Linked DNA regions of Homo sapiens: region 1 is linked to region 2. Evidence: read pairs that join two places in POLR2A ChIA-PET (ENCODE). Cell type or tissue: GM12878. All regions are shown on one strand. Each heading gives the region's core, and the rest is flanking DNA. Links, peaks and the distances in the headings are about the cores only.

Region 1 (8,872 bases), core at 67-5,066, 640 kb after region 2:
CTGAGCGGGGGCATGAGGCGCAAGCTCTCCATCGGCATCGCCCTCATCGCAGGCTCCAAGGTGTGGCGGTGGGACTGGAGGCAGTGGGTTCCCCTCCTGCTCGACCTGGGATGGCCCTTCCGCCATGGCCCGGGCACCTTGGCCCTTGACACCCCAGACAAGGCCATCACCATCCTTGGAGGACTCAAGCCGGCTCCGCGAACCCCTCGATGGGGCCTACCGCAAGGCCAGCCTGGGCCCGGGGTGTGGCTCTACCAGCGTCGCGAGACTGTGTCTCTCCCTCCAGGTGCTGATACTGGACGAGCCCACCTCGGGCATGGACGCCATCTCCAGGAGGGCCATCTGGGATCTTCTTCAGCGGCAGAAAAGTGACCGCACCATCGTGCTGACCACCCACTTCATGGACGAGGCTGACCTGCTGGGAGACCGCATCGCCATCATGGCCAAGGGGGAGCTGCAGTGCTGCGGGTCCTCGCTGTTCCTCAAGCAGAAATACGGTGAGCGGTGGGGCCAGCCCGCGACAGGGTCGGTGTCCTGGCTGCCGTGCTGAGGGAATGGCTGCTACCTTCATGAAGGGCCCTCAGATCAGGCAGGGGTGGCCTTTTCTAGACTTCCTGTCTGTTGCCTCTGGGTGGAGAGCCCAACCAGGCAGGGGGGCTTGTGAGAGGGAAGAGGCAGGAAATGGAGCTGAAAGTCTCAATTTGGTTAGGATGTGGTTCAGCCATGACCAGAAGAACAGAGGCCAAGCCTAGTGCCACTAGGAGCAGCACTGCCCTTGGAGAGGCCAACACACGCACCAACATGGCAGCTCCCACGTGAGAGCAGCTCACAGCATGGCCAGGGCCAGCAGGGGCTGACAGGATCTGGGCCCAGACCTCTGACTGTACTGTGCAACTACGGCTTCCCTTTCAAGGTCACCTCCTGGTCCAGCACGATCTGGGTGTGCCAGCGTCCCCCACATTCCAACGGGGTGGAGCAAAGACATAGGAGCCCTCCTCCCCTCAGGACACCCCCCAAGTTCACGTCCCACTTCTGCCCCCTAGTGACTGAGTGGCAACCCAGTGTGGTCAGCAGTAGGCTGGAGGGGATGGCCTTTGTCCTGGGCAGCCACATGCTCAGCCAAGATACCAGGGTTTTGTTACCAAGAGGGAGGACAGCAGGCGTTAGGAGATGAGGAACCATCCACCACGGCCTCTGAGAGTTTCACTAGCCACTTCCTGCCCCACTGCCCAGTTGGCAGAGCCATTGTTCTTCCTGGGCCTGGCATCCTTGTCTCTAAAGAGGACATGGGGCCAGGCGTGGTGGCTCACCGCCTATAATCCCAGCACTTTGGGAGGCCAAGGCAGGCAGATCACTTGAGGTCAGGAGTTCAAGACCAGCCTGGCCAACATGGTAAAACTCTGTCTCTACTAAAATACAAAAACTTAACCAGGTATGGTGGTGCATGCCTGTAATCCCAGCTACTTGGGGAGGCTGAGGCAGGAGAATAAGTACTTGAACCAAGGAGGGAGAAGTTACAGTGAGCCAAGATTGTGCAGCTGCACTCCAGCCTGGGTGACAGAGTGAGACTTGTCTCAAAAAAAAAAAAAAGGACATGGAATTCCATCTCCTGCACGGTGACGTTGGGAAAGAGGTGAGATGCATCTCTGATAGTGCCGTGCAGTGCGGTCTTGCAGCCGGTAGCTCTTGCTCCTGCTCCTGCTGACAGTCCCTTCCTAGAACCACACCATAACCATCAGTGTTAACCCCACAAGACAGAAGCCCTCACACGTGGTCCGTCGCTGCTGATGATATCCTTCCCTGGTGCTTGTATAGCTGGGGGGAGACCCCACCTTCCAGCAGGTGCCCCTGACAGTGCTCAGCACCCTAGATCCCCAGCAGCTCTTCCCAGCAGGAGCGGGAGGTGACACCCTTGGGACAGCACAGGGAGCTCCAAGACACATTCATTCTGCTTCAGCTGCCCACCTCCGGTTCTCTAGCCTCCTTCCCACCAGCTTGCCTGGTGTGAGCCCTAGAGACCCCGGGGTGGGCATGAAGAGACCTGGGGGATCAGCCAAAGATCTCACACGTGGCCCTGTATTCCAGGTGCCGGCTATCACATGACGCTGGTGAAGGAGCCGCACTGCAACCCGGAAGACATCTCCCAGCTGGTCCACCACCACGTGCCCAACGCCACGCTGGAGAGCAGCGCTGGGGCCGAGCTGTCTTTCATCCTTCCCAGAGAGAGCACGCACAGGTACGCCTCCCAGGGAGGGCACGCACAGGTATACATCCAAGATGGGATCCCCATGGGCCATGAGGGCTTTGTGCTCAGAGGCACCTGCTCTGCCCCTCTCTGGCCTGGCCAGTCGGCACTCTTAGACCCTCAGCCTGGGCACCATCAGCCCAGATGAATCTGCTTGGCTGGGTCCTAGGTGCCAGGCCTCCTAGCAAGGAGAAACATAATTAGGACCTGAAAAGGAGAAGCACGTATCTGACTCACCAAAAGGGTGCTCAGCGCTGATGCAGGGCTCACACTCCCCCTTCTGACACCAGGCTCAACACGTGCTGCGGCTGCACTCAGAACTACTCGTGAAACCGAGTCTGTATTTGTATGTGGGTGGTGAATTTGGTCTCAGTGTCAGAGCTGGAGATGTTACCACCTGCTCATCACTGTCTCACACACACGGCAGAACCAGCAAGGGGAGGGAAGCCAGTGTTCCATGACACTATCTATCAGTCTGGATATTATCTGGATAATATCAGTTTATTGCACTTTTCTCCAGTTTGTTGTTTGATTTTGTCAGATTTTTTTCCATTTTACATTTATTTATTTTATTTGTTATTTATTTATTATTTGTTTTGAGATGGAGCCTCACTCTGCTGCCCAGTCCAGAGTGCAGTGGCACAATCTCAGCTCACTGCAACCTCTGCCTCCCAGGTTCAAGCAATTCTCCTGCCTCAGCCTCCCAAGTAGCTGGGATTACAGGCGTGCACCACCACACCCGGCTAATTTTTGTATTTTTAGTAGAGATGGGGTTTTACCATGTTGTCCAGGCTGGTCTCAAACTCCTGACCTCAGGTGATCCACCCACCTCGGCCTCCCAAAGTGCTAAGATGTCAGGCATGAGCCACCATGCCTGGCCACATTTGTTTATTTTAAAAACAAGGTCTTGCTCTGTCACCCAGGCTGGAGTGCAGTGGTGCAATCACAACTCACTGCAGCCTTGAATTCCTGGGCTCGTGATCTCCCACCTCAGCCTCCCGAATAGTTGGGACTACAGGTGTGTATCAACATGTCCGGCTAGTTTTTTTATTTTTTTTGTAGAGATGGGGTCTTGTTATGTTGCCCAAGCTGGTCTTGAACTCCTGGGCTTAAGTGATCCTTCCGCCTCAGCCTCCCAAAGTTCTGGGATTCCAGGTGTGAGCCACTGCACCCGGCCTAGATTTTGTACTTAATGTAGCAACATCCTTTCTCTTGTGACTTCTTCTATTAATTTTATTCTTAGAAAGTGTTTCGCAGCTGTGCATAGTGGCGCACGCCTGTAATCCCAGCACTTTGGGAGGCCAAGGCGGGCGGACCATGAGGTCAGGAGATCGAGACCATCCTGGCCAACACGGTGAAACCTCGTCTCTACTAAAAAAAAAAAAAAATACAAAAATTAGCCGGGCGTGGTGGTGGGTGCCTGTAATCCCAGCTACTCAGGAGGCTGAGGCAGGAGAATCACTGAACCCAGGAGCAGAGGTTGCAGTGAGCCGAAATCACACCCCTGCACCCCTGCACCCCTGGATTCCAGCCTGGGTGACAGAGGGAGACTCCATCTCAAAAAAAAAAAAAGAAAGAAAAAACCAGGGAATCAAACCATATGAACCTCACTTTTAGCCAGGCATGGTTGCTCATGCCTGTAATCCCAACACTTTCAGAAGCCAAGGCAGAAGGAGAAGGAGATCAGCTTGGGCGACATAGTGAGACCCCATCTCTACAAAAAAATTAAAAATTAGCCACATGGCCAGGCACGGTGGCTCACACCTGTAATCCCAGCACTTGGAGGCCGAAGCGGGTGGATCACGAGGTCAGGAGATCGAGACCATCCTGGCTAACATGGTGAAACCCCATCTCTACTAAAAATACAAAAACAAAATTAGCCGGGCGTGGTGGCGGGCACCTGTAGTCCCAGCTACTCGGGAGGCTGAGGCAAGAGAATGGCATGAAGCCGGGAGGCAGATCTTGCAGTGAGCCAAGATCGCGCCACCGCACTCCAGCCTGGGTGACAGAGCAAGACTCAGTCTCAAAAAAAAAAAAAAAACTTAGCCACGTGTAGTTGTGCACACCTGTAGCCCCAGACACTTGGGAGGCTGAGGTGAGAGGATTGCTTGAGCCCGGGAGGTCAAGGCTTCAGTGAGCCGAGATTATACCACTGCACTCCAGCCTGAGTGACAGACCAAGACCCTGTCTCCAAAAAAAAAAAAAAAAAAAAAGGCATTTTGGCCAGGCACGGTAGCTTGGTAGCTCATTGCCTGTAATCCCAGCACTTTGGGAGGTCAGGGCAGGTGGATCACAGGGTCAGGAGATCAAGACCATCCTGGCTAACACGGTGAAACCCCATCTCTACTAAAAATACAAAAAATTAGCTGGGTGTGGTGGCGGGCGCCTATAGTCCCAGCTACTCTGGAGGTTGAGGCAGGAGAATGCCATGAACCTGGGAGGCGGAGCTTGCAGTGAGCCGAGACTGTGCCACTGCACTGCAGCCTGGGTGACAGAGCAAAACTCCATCTAAAGAAAAAAAGAAAAAAAAAGGTATTTCAAGGAATTAACCTCCTGTGGCCCCTGCCCCATTCTATAGGGGGATTAGGGGGGTGATTCATTTTAGTTTAGTTTAGTTTAGTTTTTGGAGACGGAGTCTTGCTCTGTTGCCCGGGCTGGAGTCCAGTGGTGCGATCTCAGCTCACCGCAACCTCCGCCTCCCGGGTTCAAGCAATTCTCCTGCCTCAGCCTCCCGAGTAGCTGGGATTACAGGCACAAGCCGCCATGACTGGGTAGTTTTTGTTGTTGTTGTTGTTTGTTGTTTTGTTTTGTTTTATTTATTTTAGTAGAGACAGAGTTTCACCGTGTTGCTCAGGCTGGTCTCGAACTCCTGAGTTCAGGCAATTCGCCCACCTCGGCCTCCCAAAGTGCTAGGATTACAGGTGTGAGATACTGCACCTGGCCTCCTTATTTTTTTAATTTTATTTATTTATTTATTTTTTTGAGACAGAGTTTCACTCTGCCACCCAGGCTGGAGTGCAGTAGCGCAATCTCGGTTCACTGCAGCCTCCACCTCCTGGGTTCAAGTGTTCTCCTGCCTCTGCCTTCTGAGTAGCTGGGACTACAGGCACCTGCTACCACACGTGGCTAATTTTTTATGTTTTTAATAGCGACAGGTTTCACCATGTTGACTAGACTGGTATCGAACTCCTGATCTCAGGTGATCCGCCCGCCTTGGCGTCCCAAAGTGCTGGGGTTACAGGTGTGAGGCACTGTGCCTGGCCGAGGGGGGGTGATGCTTTAGGAACAAATTATCTAGAAAGTCACTGAGAAGTGACTCATAATGCTGGGTCTGTTTTTCAGGTTTGAAGGTCTCTTTGCTAAACTGGAGAAGAAGCAGAAAGAGCTGGGCATTGCCAGCTTTGGGGCATCCATCACCACCATGGAGGAAGTCTTCCTTCGGTCAGTAAATGCGCATTTCCGTCCACCTAGGACTGGGCTCCGTGCTGCAGAGGACTTTTTTTTTTTGAGATGGAGTTTCACTCTAGTTGCCCAGGCTGGAGTGCAGTGGTGCGATCTCGGCTCACCGCAACCTCCGCCTCCTGGGTTCAAGAGATTCTCCTGCCTCAGCCTCCCGAGTAGCTGGGATTACAGGCATGTGCCACCACACCCAGCTAATTTTGTATTTTTAGTAGAGATGGGTTTTCTCCATGTTGGTCAGGCTGGTCTCAAACTCCTGACCTCAGGTGATCCGCCCACCTTGGCCTCCCAAAGTGCTGGTATTACAGGCGTGAGGCACCGTGCTCAGCCGAGGACTTCTAAAAAGTGCAGTGATAAACAGTCACCTCGGTTATGATCTCAAATGCCCACGTGAGGCTGGAGGAACAGCCTGGGGTGGGGCGGGCAGTGGCCGCCGTCAGAGCCCCAAGTGCAGATTGTGACTGTCAGCAACATTGGTGTGCGTGGGAAACGGCGGCACACGTGAGGGGCCTGCACTGCCTTGGGGTCCCTCCTAGACCCGCCACGGGTCTAGCTGGCACACGGCGTCAGAGGCGTGCCCAGCTCTTCTTGGGCTTAGATCGTCCTTGGGAGATACCTGTGTCGTTAATGAAGATGGGAACTATCTCATCCAGACCCTCAGAACTGCATGGGGGCTGGGCGTGGTGGCTCACGCCTGTCATCCCAGCACTTTGGGAGGCCGAGGCAGGCGATCACTTGAGCCAAGGAGTTTGAGACTAGCCTGGTCAACATGGTGAAATCCCATCTCTTTTTTTTTGAGACAGAGTCTCACTCTGTCTCCCAGGCTGGAGTGCAGTGGTGCAATCTCAGCTCACTGCAACCTCTGCCTCCCAGATTCAAGCGATTCTCCTGCCTCAGCCTCAGTAGCTGGGACTGCAGGCGCACGTCATTACGCCCAGCTAGTTTTTTTGTATTTTTAACAGAGATGGGGTTTTGCCATGCTGGTCTGGAACTCCTGACCTCAGGTGACCCACCTGAAGATCTGTGCTGGGATTACAGGCGTGAGCCACCACCCCCAGCCACCATCTCTACTAAAACTACAAAAATTAGCCGGGCATGGTGGCACACACCTGTAATCTCAGCTACTTGGGAGGCTGAGGCAGGAGAATCAATTGAACCTGGGAAGTGGAGGTTGCAGTGAGCTGAGATTGTGCCACTGCACTCCACCCTGGGGGACAGAGCAAAACCCTGTGTCAAAAGAAAAAGAAAAAAACGTGAGATAGGTTTTCCTCCTTAGGGAGCCCACAGCCTAGAGGAGGCGACAGAATAGGTGATCATACATGCAGGACATGGTGGTGCATGCTCTGGGGACACCTGTGCAGGGGACCATGTGTCCAGGAACAGACCCAGGGAAAAAGGCCAGGCAAGGCGGCGGAGGGAGGGAGGGACTGCCCGCTGACCTGTGTCCCACACAGGACCGAGCACTGACTGACTGATTCTGTGAATCCTGGTTGAAGGAAGGAAGGAAGCATGAACATAACAGAAAGAAACCACGGGCTGGCCTGGAGTCAGCCGGCTCTGAGGGTAGAACCCGGGTTGATCCTGCTGCGTCTCAGCAGCCACAGGGCCTCTTGTCTCTCAAGGTCTCAGGCCTCTCTGGCCCCATCTCATACTCACCACACGGCCCACCTGTGACTCAGCTCCAGGCCCCACACCTGACCCTGGCCTCTCTGAGCTCCTGGTCTCAAGAGAAAAATAATCAGAAGCTTTTCCTGGTTTGTCTAGGACCTGGGGAGAGCTAGCCAGGCTGGTAAGCGCCCACCGGAGCTCAGACCATGGGCAGGAAGGCTTTTAATCAGAGGGAATACTGACGAGATGGCAACACTTGGTGTCTCTGAGCAGATCATGAAAGATGAGTGGGACTGGGAGAATCCAGTGAGGGAGAAGGGCTCTGCCAAGGGCCAGAGGAGCAGGTACTTAGGCCTCACGGCAGCCTGCACACAGGAGCAAGAAGCAGGCAGACAGGGCTCACACGGGCTCCAAGTGTGGCCTGACAATGTTGCTAAGCCAGCCGGGGGGTGCCTCCTGCCTGCTGCAGCCTCAGTTGTGTTTCCTAATCGGCGGGGAGCTCTAGGAAGGGGTGTGTGTGTGTGTGTGTGTGTGTGTGTGTGTGTGTGTGTGATGTAATTCACATAATATTAAAAAATCACCTCCTCTGCCAGCCTTGGTGGTTCATGCCTGTAATCCCAGCACTTTGAGAGGCCAAGGTGGGTGGATCACTTGAGGTCAGGAGTTCCAGATCAGCCTGGCCAACATGGTGAAACCCTATGTCTACTAAAAATACAAAAATTAGCTGTGCATGGTGGCCGGAGACACTGATGAGTGAGGAAACACATAAGCAGATGCATGAGCAAGCCAAGGACTGCGGCAACACTGCTCCCCTCAGTGCCTCTAACCATAGTCCCTCCCTCCACCCACCCGGGGAGCTGGGTCCTGACCGGTCCCTGTGTGTATCGGCACAGGGTCGGGAAGCTGGTGGACAGCAGTATGGACATCCAGGCCATCCAGCTCCCTGCCCTGCAGTACCAGCACGAGAGGCGCGCCAGCGACTGGGCTGTGGACAGCAACCTCTGTGGGGCCATGGACCCCTCCGACGGCATTGGAGCCCTCATCGAGGAGGAGCGCACCGCTGTCAAGCTCAACACTGGGGTGAGTGCCCAGGTGGGTGGGCGGGTGGCGGGGGAAGGGCGAGCAGCCCCCAAACGCCTCATGTAAGCCCATGCAGAGGAGAGTCTGCGAGGGCGCAAACAGGGTCCGGGAGAGTCAGCACACCGGGCAGAGGGCGGGCAGCGGCTCACACCGCATGGGTCGGCAGGGAGAAGCGTTTGAATGGAGCAACTGGAATTTCTCATGCTCTACCTCAGGCACAGCACCCTGCTCAACAGGAGCTTGTCGGGTGCCCAGCTCTGTGTTGATGAGGCTCTCTAGCAGCCAACGACACGGAGGTTGGTTGATGCACTCGGTTCACAGATGGGAAACCGAGGCCTGGGCCAAAGTCAGATGTGACAGAGTCACAGAGCTCATTCTGATCCCTGGTCAGCCTGATCTCAAAGCCCTGACGCTCTCTGTCTCGGAGGACCAGGAAGGAAAGAAGCTGGAGAACGAGGCAGTCAGGCTGGTTGGGAGGCT
Region 2 (10,280 bases), core at 245-5,244:
GATCAGTCACGCAAAAGCGGCAGGGACGTTCAAGGGCAGGCTCTGCACCTGTGACACCACGGAGGCCAGGCTGCCCCTCCGGCGGAGGGAAGCGACAGACATTTCAGACATGAAAGGCCTCAACGTGCTACCTCCCGGGACCGGCCCAGGAAACGACGGGAGGCAGGACTTCTCCAAACCACAAAATTATAAAGAAAACCAAGAAAGAGAAAGGCAGGCCCAGAAGCAGGGAGTCAGCACAGTGAACCCCGAGGGACAGCTGGGCCCGGCCTCTGCCCCCAGGCCAGGCTGCACTGGGAGGTTCCAGCAACCTGCGGTTGTGGATGATCGGATCCAGGTGGGGTCGACCTGGACACACAAAAGCAGGCAAACAAACGCAGCAGCTGCCACCCCACAGAGAAGACAGAGCTGTGTTAGGAAGATGGGACCACAGAGCACCCCCCAGTCAGCCGCGAGCAGGTTTCTAGGCTAAAGTGAAACCAAACGTGGCCGGGTATGGTGGCTCACGCCTGTAATCCCAGCACTTTGGGAGGCCGAGGCAGGCAGATCACCTGAGGTTGGGAGTTTGAGACCAGCCTGGCCAACATGGTAAAACTCTGTCTCTGCTAAATATACAAAAATAGCTGGGCGAGGTGGCAGGCGCCTGTAATCCCAGCTACTCAGGAGGCTGAGGCAGGAGAATTGCTTGAACCCGGGAGGCGGAGGTTGCAGTGAGCCAAGATCACGCCACTGCACACCAGCCTGGGTGATAAAGCAAGACTCCGTCTCAAAGAAAAAAAAAAAAAAAAAAGCCTGTGCAAGAAGTGCACTGAGTAGCTGACAAGGAAATGGAAAAACCAATTAATAGTAGTGGAGGCACATTTTAGGAAATAGGGCAGCCAAGACCCTAAGAAACAATTGCTTAGTTACTTGTGGGGTCAGGAGCGGGGGTGAGGACGAGGCGGGGACCTCGCAGCACTGTCTCTCTGGAGATGGAACAAAAAGAGAAAGACAATCACAGCTCTCAAGTCCGAGAGAACTTTAGGGCCATGAGGCAACTCACATGACCCAAAAGCTGCAGGATCCGGAAGAGCCACTGGAAAGAGAGGCCAGCGCCTTGGGGCGTGAAGGAAGAGCAGGTGAGTGGAGGAGGCCACGATGAAATGGCTCCTCAGCCAGACGCTATGGGGACATTTACGCAACTGTGGTTGTGAAGTCAAAACACCAGGCACTGCGGGGGGCCGACCGTGTGGATAAAGATGGAGACAGCCGGGACCCTCCTCGGGCCAGCGTTTCAGGACATTATGGGTGTCTATGGAACAGCGGGCCGAGAGGAGAAACCGGCTGCATGTAAGTAAATATCACCTCCTCAATCCTTAACCACTCAGACGTTAAGACAGCCTTCCACCATAGCAACGAGACTGACCATGTGCAGTCAACACCCTCTATTACTACTATGAACTCTTAAGACAAACGGAGGAAGAGGAGGGCAGGGAGGTCTATCCCTGCTGCTGCTACTGTGGGGCAGGTCAGGCTGGAAGGGGGAGGCTGGGCTGAGCAGGAAGGTGAGACCCATTGAAAGCGGCATCAGGGGGGCCAAGGAGTAGGAGGCCAGGGCCATAGTTCCTTCTAGGATGTTCAAAGAAGGGAAGAGGACGTTTGCCAGGGGGAGCCGCAGCATGGAGAGGGAAAGGCAGTGTGGGGCTCCTGCCTGCTTCCTGGGGCCCAGCTCCCAGCCCACCCCCAGGTACCTGGGCTCCCCCGCTGCGCCGTGTTGGGGCGTTTCTCCCGCTGCCTCAGGGCCTCCAGGCCTCCCAGGTCGGGCGGGTGGCAGTGACCACGCATGACAGTCACCCGTCGGCCCTGGGTGATGGCGCGGCTGCGGCAGCCCATGCGGGCCTGGTCCCGGCAGGTCCAATACACCTTCTCCCCAGCCGCCTTCTCCCGCCGGTAGAGGAAGGACTCGTACACCAGGAAGCTGCCCCCCAGGGGCGTCTTCAGGAACTCAGGGCCTCCTGGGGAGGTTCAAGAGGCAGTCAGGGGAGGGGACAGGGGCTGGGTAGGCCTGATCGCACCCCCTTCCCTCCCTGGACCTCTGGAGGCAAGAGTCAAGGCAGGGCCGGTGAGCCCCAAAGGAAGGCAGCTCACCCGGGTCTGCGTCCATGTCCTGGTGCTCGTCTGGGGCCTCGGGCTGGGTTGGCAGCTCCTGGTCTTCGACCTTTGCTCGCTTTCTGGGCCGAGGCCTGGTGAGAGTCAGGGGACCCGGACCCCTGCGGTAGAGCAAACTATCCACGCCTCGGAGCAGCGTGTCCACTTGGCTCCCAGGGCCGTCCTGCCCAGCCTGCAGCGTCTCCACGGCCTTCTCCTGCTGCCGCCGGGCTTCCAGGCCCTCCATATCGGGCTGGTGGCAGTGCCCACGCATCACAGTCACCCGCTGTCCCTGGGTGATGGCCCGGCTCCGGCAGCCGTGCAGCGCGTGGTCCCGGCAGGTCCAATACACCTTGTCCCCGACAGCCTTCTCCCGCTTGTAGAGGAACGACTCGTGTACCAGGAAGCTGCCCCCGTAGCACGTCCTCAGGAACTCGAGGGGCCGGGCCTGTCCTAGAGGAGAGACCCAAGTGGTCACATCACCAGGGGTGGAGAGGAGCCCAGGAGGGACAGCCCCTGCAGACTGTGGGGGCTGACACGAGCCTTTCTCCTTTAAGGCTGAAATTTACCCTGGCTTCCTGAGCCAGATATGTCAGAGGCCCCAAACCCATTCCCACTGAACCCCTACCACCAAGCGACCCGGAGGAGAGTCTCATTCCTCTCCTAGCGGTCAGTGAGGCCACCCCAGCTCACCCCTACCACCGAGTGACCCAGAGGAGAGTCTCATTCCTCTCCTAGCTGTCAGTGAGGTCACCCCAGCTCAGGCCTGCTCAATGTTGCATCAAGGTTACACCGGGAGGGGCCAACCTGGACTCAGACTCAGTGGTCTCTGTTTTCTGTCACTCCTGCTCATATTTTTTTTAGGTTTTGTTTAACAAATCTACCCATTTTTGAATAAAACACACAAGGTATAATACATTCAAATGGTTCGAAAAGATCACAGTGAAAAATAAGTCTCCCTGTTCCCTGCACCTCCCTTCCCACCCCAGGTGCCCAGGGCAGGGGCCACCTCAGATCCTTAAGGCTGTGTCAGGAGCCACGTGGCCTCCTCGAACCCAAGCCCATGTCCCAGTTACTGGTAATAAAACAGCCAGAACTCCCATCTGCCACTTGCCAAGCCCCAAATGTGCAATTTACACAACAATCCAGGTTATCACAGCCACCTTAGGATAAAGCTCCTGAAACTCCAGAAATTAAGCCAATTTTCTGAGGCTACAGAGCTACCATCAGGGAGGGCTGAAAGTTGAACCTAGGACCCAAAACCCAAGACTCTCCCACCAGCCATCTTTTTTTTTTTTTTTTTTTTTTTTTTGAGACAGGGTCCTGCCACGTCGCCCAGGCTGGAGTACAATGGCTCGATCTTGGCTCACTGCAACCTCCGCCTCCAAGCAATTCTGCCTTAGCCTCCCGAGTAACTGGGATTGCAGGCGCCTCCACGCCCAGCTAATTTTTTTTTTTTTTTTTTGAGACAGAGTCTTGCTCTTTTGCCCAGGCTGGAGTGCGGTGGCACGATCTTGGCCCACGGCAAGCTCCGCCTCCCGGGTTCACGCCATTCTCCTGCCTCAGCCTCCCGAGTAGCTGGGACTACAGGCGCCCGCTACCACGCCTGGCTAATCTTTTTTTGTATTTTTTTAGTAGAGACAGGGTTTCACTGTGTTAGCCAGGATGGTCTCAATCTCCTGACCTCGTGATCCGCCCACCTCGACCTCCCAAAGTGCTGGGATTACAGGCGTGAGCCAAAGCGCCCAGCCTCGCCAGGCTAGTTTTTTGTATCTTTAGTAGAGACAGGGTTTCACTATGTTGGCCAGGCTGGTCTTGAACTCCTGACCTCATGATCCGCCCACCTCAGCCTCCGAAAGTGCTGAGATTACAGGCATGAATCACTGCAGCAGGCCTAGGTGTCTTTCCTGAACTTAATGGACACTAGAATTGCATGGGAACCAGATAAAATTCTGATTTTTTTTTTTGAGACAGGGTCCAGGTCTCTTGTCCAGGCTGGAGGGCAGTGGCGTGATCCCGGCTCACTGCAGCCTCAATCTCCCTAGCTTAAGTGATCCTCCCACCTCAGTCTCCCAAGTGGCTGAGACCACAGGCACACACCACAACAGCTGGCTGATTTTTTGTAGATATGGGGTCTCACTATATTGGCCAGGCTGGTCTTGAACTCCTCGGCTCAAGTGATCCTCCTGCCCCAGCCTCCCAAAGTGCTAGGATTATAGGCATGAACACTGTGCCCAGCCCACATTTATGTATTTTTTTTTTTTTTTTTTTTTTTTTACTGAGATGGAGTCTCGCTCCAGTCACCAGGCTGGAATACAGTGGAGCGATCTGGGCTTACTGCAACCTCTGCCTCCTGGGTTCAAGCGATTCTCCTGCCTCAGTCTCCTGAGTAGCTGGGATTACAGGTGCGCACCAGCATGCCCGGCTAAGTGTTGTATTTTTAGTAGAGACAGGGTTTCACCAAGTTGATCAGGCTGATCTCGAACTCCTGACCTCATGATCCGTCCGCCTTGGCCTCCCAAAGTGCTGGGATTATAGGCGTGAGCCACTGTGCCCGGCCACATTTATATTTTTAAAAGTCATTTTAGCTTTGAGTACATTTTAAAAGACCCTGTGGGACCCCACATTTCTATTTGGGCTGAGGAAGGGCCCTCGGGTCCCCTGCCCCGAGTGGACGCAGCAGGGGAGTGGATTGTACTCACCCAGCCCCAGGATCGAGCGCTTCTTGGGCGGCAGGCTCAGCAGTGACAGGGCTCGGGGTGCCTCCTCCTCCTCCAGGGCCGGCTTGCTCAGCACCAGCCCAGGAGTGGGCTCGGGCTCCTCAGGGCACTGCCACGGGCCCACCCCCTCCAGGGGCTCCTCCACTCGGCCTCCAGGGCCCTCAGGACCCTGGGGCTCTCCCAAGCCCTCTGGCAGGGCCAGGCTGGGCAGTTTCTCCCTCTGGCGCCGGGCCTCCAGGCCTTGCTCATCGGGCGCGTGGCAGTGGCCCCGCATCACTGTGGCCCGCAGGCCTCGGGTGATGGCCCGGCCCCGGCAGCCCAGCTCAGCATGTTGGCGGCACTTCCAGTACACCTTGTCCCCCACTGCCTTCTCCTGCTTGTACAGGAAGGACTCCAGCACCAGGAGGCGGCCCCCGAATGGTGTCCTCAGGAACTCCAGGGACTGAGGGGCTGCTGGGGGAACGGGAAGGCTAGGTTAGCTAAGCTAGAGCAAAGCTCAGGGTCGCAGGCACAGAGAGCCAGGGAGGGCGTGGGGATCCTGAGTATGGCAGGTGCCTTCTCCTCCTGCTCCCAAGCAAGAAGCCCAGACTCTCAGGGCTGGTTTTTATTTTGGGGGTGGTAGTGGATGTTTTTAGGGAGCTGAAGGAATTCTGCACGTCACTGCAACTCCCAGGAGCTCCTGGTACCTGACTGTGATCATCCCACCAGCCTCGGACACGCTCAGGATCAGAGACCAAGAGGCTGAGCTTGGAGCAAGGACAAGACACTATGCTTGAAGCAGGGTGTACAGGGCCTGCTGGGAGCGCTGGAACCCACGGGGTGGCTGGGCAGGGGCGGGAAGCCACACCTCACCTGCATCCAGCTTGCTGCACTTCTGTTCAGGCATCTCTAGGGCTGGCTGGACCACCCCTCCCTGCTCCTCAACTGGCAGGATCTGCAAGGTGCTGGCGAGGGTGGCGGGGCCAGCCATCTCCAGGGACAGGACGCAGTGCACTTCCTGGGGCTTGGATCCCACCCCATCCTCATCTTGGTCGGAGGCTGTGAGCAGCACCAGTTTGGAGAACTCCCTGGGCTTCCTGGGGGCTGCCGGGATGACGTCCGTGCCTGGCTTGGGGGATGGCTCCTGGCCGGCCTTCACACTCTCGCCCTCCTGCTCGCTGGGCTCGGGCAGGGGCATCCCGGGACCCAGGGCCTGTCCCTCAGGCCACGCTCAGCACCCAGCAAGGAACCTGGAGTGCAGTGGTTCCGTCCTAAGGAAGGAAGCAAAATCCCGTCAGTGGTGGAAGCCCTTGGGGGACTCTAGACGTGGATCTGGGAGGGAGGTGGGGCAGATGGGGCTGCCTCACTGCTCGCTGGGGCCAAGACTGGCCGGGGGCCTGATGGAACTAGGCTTCTGCTCTGCCAGTTCCTCTCCTGGCAGCCTTAGGTACGTCAGCCCCATCCAACCCCACTTTCCCCATCTGGAAAATGTGCACAATAAACACCCTCCACAAGGGGCCATCAGAGTGACTAATGGACTAAGAGCTCAGCCACATGCTGAGCACGGACGAAGGGTTTCCACCCGCGTTTCCAGTCCCCCCTCCAGTCCCTACATTATGACGGCAGAACGTTCTTATTGACCCAGTTATAGACGAGGATAGTGAGGCACAGACACCTGTGATACACTTGAGGCTGAAGAGGCGGGAAGCTGAGACCCGTTTCTGCTCAGATGCCCAGGGACTTGTCAGGACCTTTTTGGAAACCATGTGCTTCACCAGGACGCCAGGCACCTGTCTCAGGCATGTGGGCCTGGTACGCAGAGCCCTTTCCAGAGGACGGCACCACATCACGGCCTGGGAGGCAGAAAGCCCTTTCTGGGCTCAGGCAGACCCAGTCCCTATCCTAGCCTGGAGGCCCCAGGCCACCCCCACTTCAGGAGATACCAGGGCCCCACAGTGGCAGCCACCTTGTGCCGGAGCTGTTGCTGTGGCTGCCTCGGCTGGTCGGGGACGGGGCTGTGGTGGTGTCTGGAGAATTCTGAGGTCACCACGGGTTCCAGCCTGGAGAGGCAGAAAGGTCAGATAATGGGGAACCAGCACAGGGCTGGGGTGGGGGCCTGGGGGCAGTCAGTGGCAGTCATGGTGTGGGGTGGGGCTTTTTGTGTGGGGAAAAGAGAGAGAGATCATATTGTTACTGTGTCTATGTAGGAAAGGAAGACATAAGAAACTCCATTTTGATCTGTACGAAGAAAAATTGCTCTGCTTTGTGATGCTGTTAATCTGTAACTTTAACCCCAACCCTGTGCTCACAGAAACATGTGCTGTACTGAATCAAGGTTTAATGGATTTAAGGCTGTGCAGGATGTGCCTTGTTAACAATATGTTTGCAGACAGTATGCCTGGTAAAAGTCACTGCCATTCTCCATTAACCAGGGACACAATGCACTGTGGAAAGCCACAGGGAGCTCCGCCCAAGAAAGCCTAGGTATTGTCCAAGGTTTCCCCCCACTGAGACAGCCTGAGATATGGCCTCATGGGAAAGGAAAGACCTTACCATCCCCCAGCCTGACACCTGTGAAGGGTCTGTGCTGAGGAGGAGGAGTGAAAGAGGGAAACCTCTTTGCTGTTGAGGTAAGAGGAAGCTTTCTGTCCCCTGCTCGTCCCTGGGAATGGCATGTCTCAGTGTAAAGCCGACCATTCGTTCTATTCTGAGATAGGAGAAAACCACCCTGTGGCTGGAGGCAAGATACGCTGGCAGCAATACTGCTCTGTTACTCTTTGCTACACTGAGATGTTTGTGTGAAGTGAAACACAAATCTGGCCTACATGCACATCCAGACACAGTACCTTTCCTTGAACTTCTTCATGATACAGATTCCTTTGCTCACATGTTTCCCTGCTGACCTTCTCCCCACCATCACCCTGTTGCCCTGCCACACTCCCCTTGCCAAGATAGTAAAAATAGTCATCAATAAATACTGAGGGAACTCAGAGACCAGCGCCAGTGCGGGTCCTCGCACATAGAGTGCCCATCTCCTGGGCCCACTGTTTTCTATATACTTTGTCTCTGTGTCTTATTTCTTTTATCAGTCTCATCTCCACCTGACGAGAAATATCCATAGGTGTGGAGCGGCAGGCCTCCTTCACCTGGCGCCCAGTGTGGGGCGTGAACCCACGACCCTGAGATTAAGAGTCTCATGATCTACTGACTGAGCCAGCCGGGGAATTCTTTTTTAGACGACCAATTTGGCCACAATTATAACATTTCCCCCCAAATGTTCTAACTTGTCCTCCTAAAGCAACCCCAGTCATTGCTTGAGCCATTAGGATAGCTTTATGCATGGCTCCTCCAATCCCATTACAAGCCTTCACATATTCTGTAACTACATCAACTCCTGCTGGAGCAATGGAATCTAATAATGTTCTCATAGAAGGTGAGTTGGGTCCATATTGTTTAACTCCTTCCTTCATGTCTTTTAACATTTTCATGGTGAAGCGTTCATATCTAGCATTAGCCACCGCAGGTGCTCCTGCTGGAGCCCCTTCCCCGGCCGGTACCGATTGTAAAATTACCAGGAACTGCCACGCCTCAAGATCTCCCTGTTTTCTAGCTTCATCAATGATCGCGTGCAGTGTGCTACCTTGTCCACTAGGTGGTGCTGTTGGATTAAGTCTCATAGTGGGCGGCTGAGGACACAGCGCCGCGCCCTGTGGTGCTGACGTATTAAACACCACCGCCATGGGTTGCTTGTACGATGCCGTGCAATTTGGCATGGCACACACCACTTGAGGTCTGTATTGGACCTCTGGAGGCAGCCAATACTGAAGCTCGGCTGGCAGCCAGTATTGATAAGCTAATGGCGGTTGGGTTTTATTTTCTACTGGCTGATATTGTGGATACTGTATCTGGATTGGCATTGCCGAGATAGAGACTATCCTTTTCTATTTGATATTCTCTTGGGGTTTGTACTTGTCTAACCTGCATTTGAGGTTGTAATGTTACAGGTATCTGAACCACGGGAGGAGGAGTTGGCCATTGTGGTTTAGACTCTGATGGCCCCACTTTTCCCCCCAATTTTGATGATTCAGGATATGTTACCTCCTGTAATTGATTGTAGTCAACATGGCTTTATGGCCAATTGACATTCCGGATTTGCATTTTCATAGGCCATTAATTCTACAATAACCTTTTGGGTGTTATCATCTGTAATAGATTTTGGAGCGGCACCGTGCAATCTTGCCACAAAGTCAGGGTAGGGCTCTTTAGAGCCTTGTCTAATTGAATTAAAAGACGGGCAGGTGGTTCCTGGGTCCATGAATTTTTTTCCCAGGCCCTGAGGCAAATAACCCTTACTTGTTTAAGTCAACATTTTGCATTGACCGAGCGATTACAGACTCTGCTACATACTTACAATGTGAACTTTCCATTCCTTTCTGGAATTCTGTCCCTTTGTCTTCTTCACAATCTATTACATAGCTTTCAGGGGCATCAGAAACTGAAACGCTATCTTCTCCTGTTTGAAACGGTTCTAAAGCTGCTTTAATAATGGCCCAATCATTCCATACTGTAAGTGGGATGATTTTACCTTCCCTATTTGCTTGTTTTAATTCTTTGCCAATTTTTTCCCAATCCTTTAGATCTAAAGTTCCTTGTTCTGGAAACCATGGGCAGAATTGTTCTATTGTTTGAAATAGCATAGTTAGATTTTCTGTACAGGCTCTAACTTAATCCCGTGGTCACCACGGGTTCCAGCCTGGAGAGGCAGAAAGGGCAAATAATGGGGAATGGGGCAGGGACCTGGGGGCAGTCAGTGGCAGTCATGGTGTGGGGTGGGGCTTTTTTGGGGCAACTGAGTGTGGGCAGATGGTGGGGTCTTTCCCACCTCTCAGCCTGGAATCGAGACTGCAGTCCCTGACATTTTCAGCGTCCTCACCCCCACCTCACATGCTGCAGCTCCAGTTCCCACTGGTCTCCCACTTTGATCCAAAGTTCCCTGGCCTGGGGCCCCACATTCCACTCCCGAAGGCCTGGTCGGCTCCGGAGACAACGCAGAGGGGAGCGGCTCCTTAACTCCATTAAGGCCCGGTCCCCAGGAAATCACAGGTACCAGGAGGGCCAGTCCCACCACACCTCCCCCAGCCCCGGCCCAGCCTGTTCCTCCATGCCGTCCTTCTGGGCCTACTCATGCCGCCCCACAGGGTGACACGAGGTGCAGGGGCAACCCCAGCTGACTTCGCAGGCGCCTCTCGAGCAGAGCGGCTCCAGGCAGGAAAAGGTTAGGGCGGAAAGCCCCGTACCCCCCTCCCCCCGCAACTCCCCCTACCCCGCGCGCGCTGATTGGCCTGGGCACAAGTCCTTCTACCGGCAGCCCGCCCCTCCCGCTCCCTCGCTCTGAGCTCCAGGGATGAATGGGGATGAGTGGGACTGAGTGGGACTGAATGGCACTGGGTGGGA

The links. ChIA-PET counts read pairs that join two places held together with the same protein. Peaks named below come from ENCODE experiments on the same cell type or tissue, not always from the same donor. Only the 100,000 strongest peaks of a DNase experiment are listed, where the experiment ranks them.
Region 1: POLR2A ChIA-PET joins it to region 2 with 7 read pairs; 2 of 35 experiments call an interaction of 5 or more read pairs at or near these places.

What each region holds. Positions count from the first base shown.
Region 1 is chr16:2,288,954-2,297,825 of GRCh38, reverse strand. ABCA3 (ATP binding cassette subfamily A member 3) reads left to right here. Exons shown (of 33, transcript NM_001089.3): 16 at 1-60; 17 at 287-497; 18 at 2,086-2,236; 19 at 5,588-5,686; 20 at 8,206-8,392. Among named protein-coding and RNA genes, the nearest start is that of MIR4717, 19 kb to the right of the region's middle. In GM12878, for the core only: CTCF peaks have their summits at 1,047 (motif pointing left) and 2,528; a DNase peak (open chromatin) is centred at 2,615.
Region 2 is chr16:2,925,430-2,935,709 of GRCh38, reverse strand. FLYWCH1 (FLYWCH-type zinc finger 1) reads right to left here. Exons shown (of 10, transcript NM_001308068.2): 3 at 5,700-6,097; 4 at 4,830-5,300; 5 at 2,128-2,580; 6 at 1,731-1,994. The coding sequence starts at 6,024. Among named protein-coding and RNA genes, the nearest start is that of FLYWCH1, 19 kb to the right of the region's middle. RefSeq lists enhancers at 7,051-7,560, 10,215-10,280. In GM12878, for the core only: no CTCF peak of the experiment used is centred there; no DNase peak of the experiment used is centred there.